Linked DNA regions of Homo sapiens: region 1 is linked to region 2. A link is an interaction called in ENCODE POLR2A ChIA-PET data of the cell type or tissue named here. Cell type or tissue: HepG2. All regions are shown on one strand. Links, peaks and the distances in the headings refer to the core of each region. The heading gives the core; the rest is flanking DNA. Region 1 overlaps WNK2 (WNK lysine deficient protein kinase 2). Region 2 overlaps WNK2 (WNK lysine deficient protein kinase 2).

Evidence for each region. ChIA-PET counts read pairs that join two places held together with the same protein. Peaks named below come from ENCODE experiments on the same cell type or tissue, not always from the same donor. Only the 100,000 strongest peaks of a DNase experiment are listed, where the experiment ranks them.
Region 1: POLR2A ChIA-PET joins it to region 2 with 10 read pairs; 3 of 35 experiments call an interaction of 5 or more read pairs at or near these places.

Annotation. Positions count from the first base shown.
Region 1 is chr9:93,239,519-93,242,416 of GRCh38, forward strand. It overlaps WNK2 (WNK lysine deficient protein kinase 2), which reads left to right. Exons shown (of 30, transcript NM_006648.4): 7 at 239-458. Among named protein-coding and RNA genes, the nearest start is that of WNK2, 57 kb to the left of the region's middle. In HepG2, for the core only: no CTCF peak of the experiment used is centred there; a DNase peak (open chromatin) is centred at 1,633.
Region 2 is chr9:93,298,433-93,301,330 of GRCh38, forward strand. It overlaps WNK2 (WNK lysine deficient protein kinase 2), which reads left to right. Exons shown (of 30, transcript NM_006648.4): 25 at 638-829; 26 at 1,619-1,717. Among named protein-coding and RNA genes, the nearest start is that of WNK2, 120 kb to the left of the region's middle. RefSeq lists enhancers at 320-820, 2,769-2,898. In HepG2, for the core only: no CTCF peak of the experiment used is centred there; DNase peaks (open chromatin) are centred at 559 and 1,209.

The DNA.
Region 1 (2,898 bases), core at 271-2,770, 59 kb before region 2:
AGCATGTTTTTTTTTTTTATAATGAGGGGGAATAAAGGAAGTCTTAAAACACTATGTGTTAATAGTAAGACTGGATTCACTGAAATCTTTTCTTTACCCCTGGGAGTGCTGAGACATGAGGCCTGGCCTCAGGCTCCTGCAGGTGTGCCTGTCCTTGTCCTGGTGCGCATGGACACAGGAGCCTGGGCATGGAGGCCCTGGCGCCCGTGCCCCTGCCTGTCAGCTGCTCTCCCTCCAGGTACGAGATCAAAGACCTGCTGAGCCACGCCTTCTTCGCAGAGGACACAGGCGTGAGGGTGGAGCTCGCGGAGGAGGACCACGGCAGGAAGTCCACCATCGCCCTGAGGCTCTGGGTGGAAGACCCCAAGAAACTGAAGGGAAAGCCCAAGGACAATGGAGCCATAGAGTTCACCTTCGACCTGGAGAAGGAGACGCCGGATGAGGTGGCCCAAGAGATGGTAAGCAGGACTCAGATGGGGTGAGGTGGGTGCAGGTGTTGGCAGCTCGTGGTTTCCAAGGATGAGAACAAAAGTGGGCTGAGGGGGCTTGCTCCGGAGGGGACTGCAAGGCCAGTGGGTGTGGCGGTGCCATCCAGGCAGGTGTGGGCAGCTGAGGTCTCACAGCCTGGCCACGTCTGCCTAGGGTCTGCACAGGGGTGGCCTAAGTGGGAGTCCCCTCAAAAACACAGCACCCAGGGGATTAGCAGCTCCGAGCCAGTGCAGTGCGGGAATTCAGGGTGGGTGTGCAGAGAGCAACCCAGGACCTCTGACTTGTCAGAAAGGCCTCGCTTGCTTTGCCGGACTCTTGCTGACTTTGTGTCAGTGTGGTGGCTTTGGGTTTGGGATCTTCGCCTTTCCTTTTGTTTGGGAGCACTGTTACATTGGGTTTCTGGGACTTGGGACTTTTCCACCTAGAAAGGCGGGTTGGGGGTACCTTTCCGCCTCTTCTCTTCCTCCTGCTCCTCTCATCATCTTCAGCTCTGTGGATGAGGAGTGGGTTGGGGCTGGCAGCAGAAGTGCCGCTTTGTGCTGGGGTGTCATCGAGGCCTCATTGGAGGGGGCGCTGAGCCGACTGGAATGAGAGGCAGAAGAGACAGGGCCACAGGCACAGGCAGAAAGGAGTGGGAGTGGTCCAGGTGCAGTGGTAGGAGGAGAGGCCACGCTGACGATGCCAGGGGGTCAGCGGTGGAATGGGAATTGTGTGGGATGTGGGGACAGGTGCAGCAGGTGGGACAGATCTAGATTATTCTGACTTGATTCTCAGGTCTGTGCCATCCAGTAAAATCGCCACTGCCCACATGTGCTATTAAAATATAAATTAATTAAAATTTAAAATCCACTTTCTCAGTCCTACTGGCCACATTTCAAGTGCTCTGTGCCAAGTGTGGTTAGTGGTTCTTGTCTTGAACAATGCAGGACGTTTCTGGCCTGGAATGTTCTGTGGGGCACTGCTGCCCTGGGCCGGGGGCTGTTAGAAGTTCTTGGACAAGCAGACTTTGGTCACACCCCTGCAGGGATAGGGCATGTTTGCTGGGCATTGGGCAGTGGACGCCAGAGAGGGACAGTGGTGGGAACCTGGCCTGGGAGGGCCCCAGGGCCAACACTGCTGCCTGAGAACCCTAGTGCAGGGCCTAGAGACAGACAGAGACGTCTTTGTTGTTGGTTACAAAACATGAACAAACGTTGACATTAAGTCAGACAACTTGATACGAAGGACAGGAATGTCTGCACCGGAACAGGTGAAAACAAAGTCACAACGGGGAAGACCAGTGGGAACGAGAGGCTAGGAAGAAGGCAGTTAGTATTGCATGGTAAGAAAGTTGCGCATTTGCAGTGAACACCTGAGCAGAAATAAATCCGGTGTGCTCATGATAGCCCTCGGCTCATGTGTCCTGACCACAGAGGTGCTCGCTGTTTTTTCTTTCTTTTGAATAAGCTTTTTACTGAATACATCACGTCTGTTGAAAATGTCCATCAGTCACCAGTTCCAGGCTGATGATTCTTCCCAAGCTTCACTTCTCCAGGCCGGGCTGGGTCTCAGTAAAAAGAAGTGGAGGGGGTTGCAGAGAGGTGGGAGGGGCGGCTGCTCTGGAAGGTTCCTGCGGAGGTCTGACTCGGGTGTGGAAACTGAGGCTTGGTGATACCATGGAAGGTGCTTGGGCCCTTGGAGCCAGGAATGCTGGGGTGCCAGTGAGCTGCGTGTTTGTCACAGACTCTGCTCCTCCTGGCAGCTCCTTGTCCATGGGGGCACTGGTATGTGGTACATGAGGGATTCAGTGGGCCACATGGTGTAGGTTACGCCGTGAGGTCAGTGCAGGGAGCAGCAGTCTCTCAGCTGGACTTCCTGCAGCCGCGACCCCTGAGGAAGGAAGCAGGTGGAACTGGACTGCTCCTGGGGCTGGCTGTGTGGCTGAGGACTTTGGGCTACTTGAGCTAAGGTCCTGCTGGGGTCTTGGCACGCTTCCTGCTGCTCCTAACCTCACCACAGCTGTAGGATGGGGTGTTCCTGGTGTGGACCTGAGTGCAGGGCCTCAGTGACTGGGACTTGGACTGGAGGAGACACCTCCTCAGGCTGCCAGTGCCTTGGGCCAGGGCTCTGCCTTCCCCTGCACAGTGGCCCATGTCCTGGGCTGTGATAGCACAGTGAGGATGGCTACAGCTCCCACTGTGGGGTGGCGCCCAGGCTGGCTTCTCTGTGGGGCTCCTGCAAGCTGGCTGCACTATCACCGCAGATGCTGCAAAGTGGCCACCTGTGTCCCCACCTGGCCCATTCTCATCTGGCTTGTCTCTGCTCACATCCCTGACCCAGACACAGAAGCCTCTGCTATGAGCAGATCTAATGGGGTTGATGAGCTCTGTGCTTCCTGGAGGATCTTTCCTTGCTCTCCATGACCATGTG
Region 2 (2,898 bases), core at 137-2,636:
CCAGCCGAGCAGCTGTCGTTAGGGGCTGGGGGAGGACGGGAGGACGGTGATGATCTCCCAGTCTTGTTAAAGGTGACACCTAGTCATTGAGTGGCACTGGCCTGGCCCCAGGCAGCCACCAGCCCACGTCCCTGCATGTCAGGGCTTCCTGAGGCCTCCTGAGCAGCACTGCAGCCTGCTTGCTGGTGGAGAGCCCTGGCAGTCTGGGATGGAGCCCCTGTGAGCCCAAGTCCCCAAGCATGCCAGGCAAGCCACCATAAGCTCACTATAAGCCCACAACCTTCAGGGCACACAGCCATGAATTATACCCATTACACGAATTCAGAGACAGTTCCCAGAGCTAAGGGAAGACTGAGATGAGAAGTACACAGGCCACTGTGTGCCTGGGTGTGTCTTCTGTCACTATATTTGCTCAACACAAGTCCAGCACGGCAGTGGGGGCTGGTAGAGACTGGGCACTTTCTTTGCTCTTCCCCATCACTCCTCTGTGGGAGATGTGGCCATGTGCCTGTGGTCTGCAGGAGACGTGAGCTTCCCCAAGGTCACCCAGCAATAAGCAGGCAGAACAGACTCAATCCACACGGCCCCGACCCGGCGGCGCCTCATCGTGCCTGTCGCCTCTTCTCCCCCCGCCCAGGTCACTTGGCTGACTCCAGCAGAGGCCCTCCCGCTAAGGACCCTGCCCAAGCCAGTGTGGGGCTCACTGCAGACAGCACGGGCCTGAGCGGGAAGGCAGTGCAGACCCAGCAGCCCTGCTCCGTCCGGGCCTCCCTGTCTTCGGACATCTGCTCCGGCTTAGCCAGTGATGGAGGCGGAGCGCGTGGCCAAGGTGATTTCCAGCTTGCCTGTCTCCGAGCATGTGCTAGCCACGTAGGGCCTCAGTGGTGTCCCCAGGAGCACGCCCGTGTTGTGTAGAGGGGTTGCAAGCTGTGGCAAAGGCTGTTGAGAGGCTTCTTTTAAAAAGGATAAAAAAAAAAAGGTGTAGTCTTTGGATGAAAGGAATGGAATTGTCCCATCCACCACCAAGTCTTGCTTGTAAGCAGCTCAGGGGGAGGTGATGCTTTGCTAGAGTGGACCTTGGGGAAGTGGCTAGGACTGGGGAGGGCAGGGGACCTGGCATCCGGCTGTGTGCTCCGGCGCCAGTTCCCAGGCACTGGCTGCCCCACCCCCACCCCCACAGCGGAGCCAGATGGTGCTAAACACCGGGTCCTTCCAAAGTCCAGAGGGACGGCTGGGGGGACGAGGGCACAGCTTTCGAGCTGGGAGTTTGGCCTTGAGGAGGAAATTCTCTCGTCAACGCTGCGTGGACAGCAGCAGCTGCTCAATAAGGTGCTCTCCTGTCCTCACCATCTCTGTCCAGAGAAATCATGGTGACCATGAAGCCGCCCCGCCCCGCCCACCCCACCCTGCCCGCCCCTCTCCGGGCTGCTTCTCTTCTGCTCTCCCGCTGCCTCCTTCCCATTACATGGTCAGTGGCTTTGGTGCTCCGGGCTGGGCTAGATGGAGCCGTGGATGTTAAGTGACGAGGCTGGTGTGGCTGTTGGTGTGGAGGAGGAATCGCAGCAACCTGTACTTGATGAGTGTCTCTTTGTTTTCTTCCCTTTATATTCATTTGCAGGCTGGACGGTTTACCACCCAACGTCTGAGAGAGTGACCTATAAGTCTAGTAGCAAACCTCGTGCTCGATTCCTCAGTGGACCCGTATCTGTGTCCATCTGTCTGTATTTGTTCTTTTGTATTTTATCACCTCCTGGCCCTTGGTTTTCTCCCCCCACCCCCTCCCTGTCTTCATTACCTTTCATACATTTCATAGGATGCCTCCCCCACCCCATCGAAGTCACCTATTTAATATCAAAGTGGAACCCCATGAGCCGGTCCCCTGGAGCGGCGGCCGCCAGCGCCTACCCCCAAGCCCCACACAGCGTGTGTGCATGCTCATGGCTGGTGCCTGGGCACGGAAAGCATGTGCAGCGGCTGGCCTGCCTTCCGCCCCGGGCACCTCTGCCCAGAAGGACTGGAGCCCTTTGCATTCTTTTCGTCACCTCATTTATTTAATTTTTTTTTTTATGTTGGATGTAGTTTTTTTTTCTGTTGCAATTGTGGCAAATATACATGTCCGCTGTCCCCAGTTCCAGCGACAACAAAAAGACAACCCCAACCTCCTCCAGATGCACAGTGTGTGTCACGCGTGTCTGGACTGTGAAGACATGCACATAGCGAGCCTATACGGTTCTAAAGGTCACTGGAGGGCGTGGTTTCTGTACCAGGGCCAAATCCCAGCACCCAGTACCCTGCACACCCACCGCCCTGTGCCCTGCATGTGGAAATGCTGAGAGAACGTGCTCCAGTTCGGGCCTCCCCAGCCCCTCCCCACTGGAAGGGCAGGTCTGGTCCCCTTTGTCATTGCTCCTCACCCACTGCTGTCTCCAACCCCAAATAGGAGAGTGACGGCCACCTGGGCAGCTCTTCTTTGGAGCATGCATCCTGCTTGGCCGGCTCCTCCTCCTCCTCCAGCCAGTGGGAGCACTTTACTTGCTGTATTTTCCTGTGACCTCCCATGACCGCAGGGATGAAGTCAATGACGCAGTTCCTCCAATTGCTACTAAGCCAAAACCCAGTCCCAGCCTTGCTCAGATCCCCTGGAACACAGTTAGTGCCCAGGAACTCCATCTCCAGGGAAGGCTCTGCCTGCTTGGGGCCATCCCAAAGCACGCAGTTTGTTTTTAACCCTCAGGACGATCGGCCAGTGAACCAAAAGCTGTGAGATTTTTAGGCTTTTGTCTTTTTAACAGGAAAATTAAGCTTTTTCAACAATTGGATTGGATATGCTGGTTTGGGGCACGTGACTTTTTGCTTGTACAATAAAGATACATTGTGCTTGTTGGGAGCCAGAGGCCA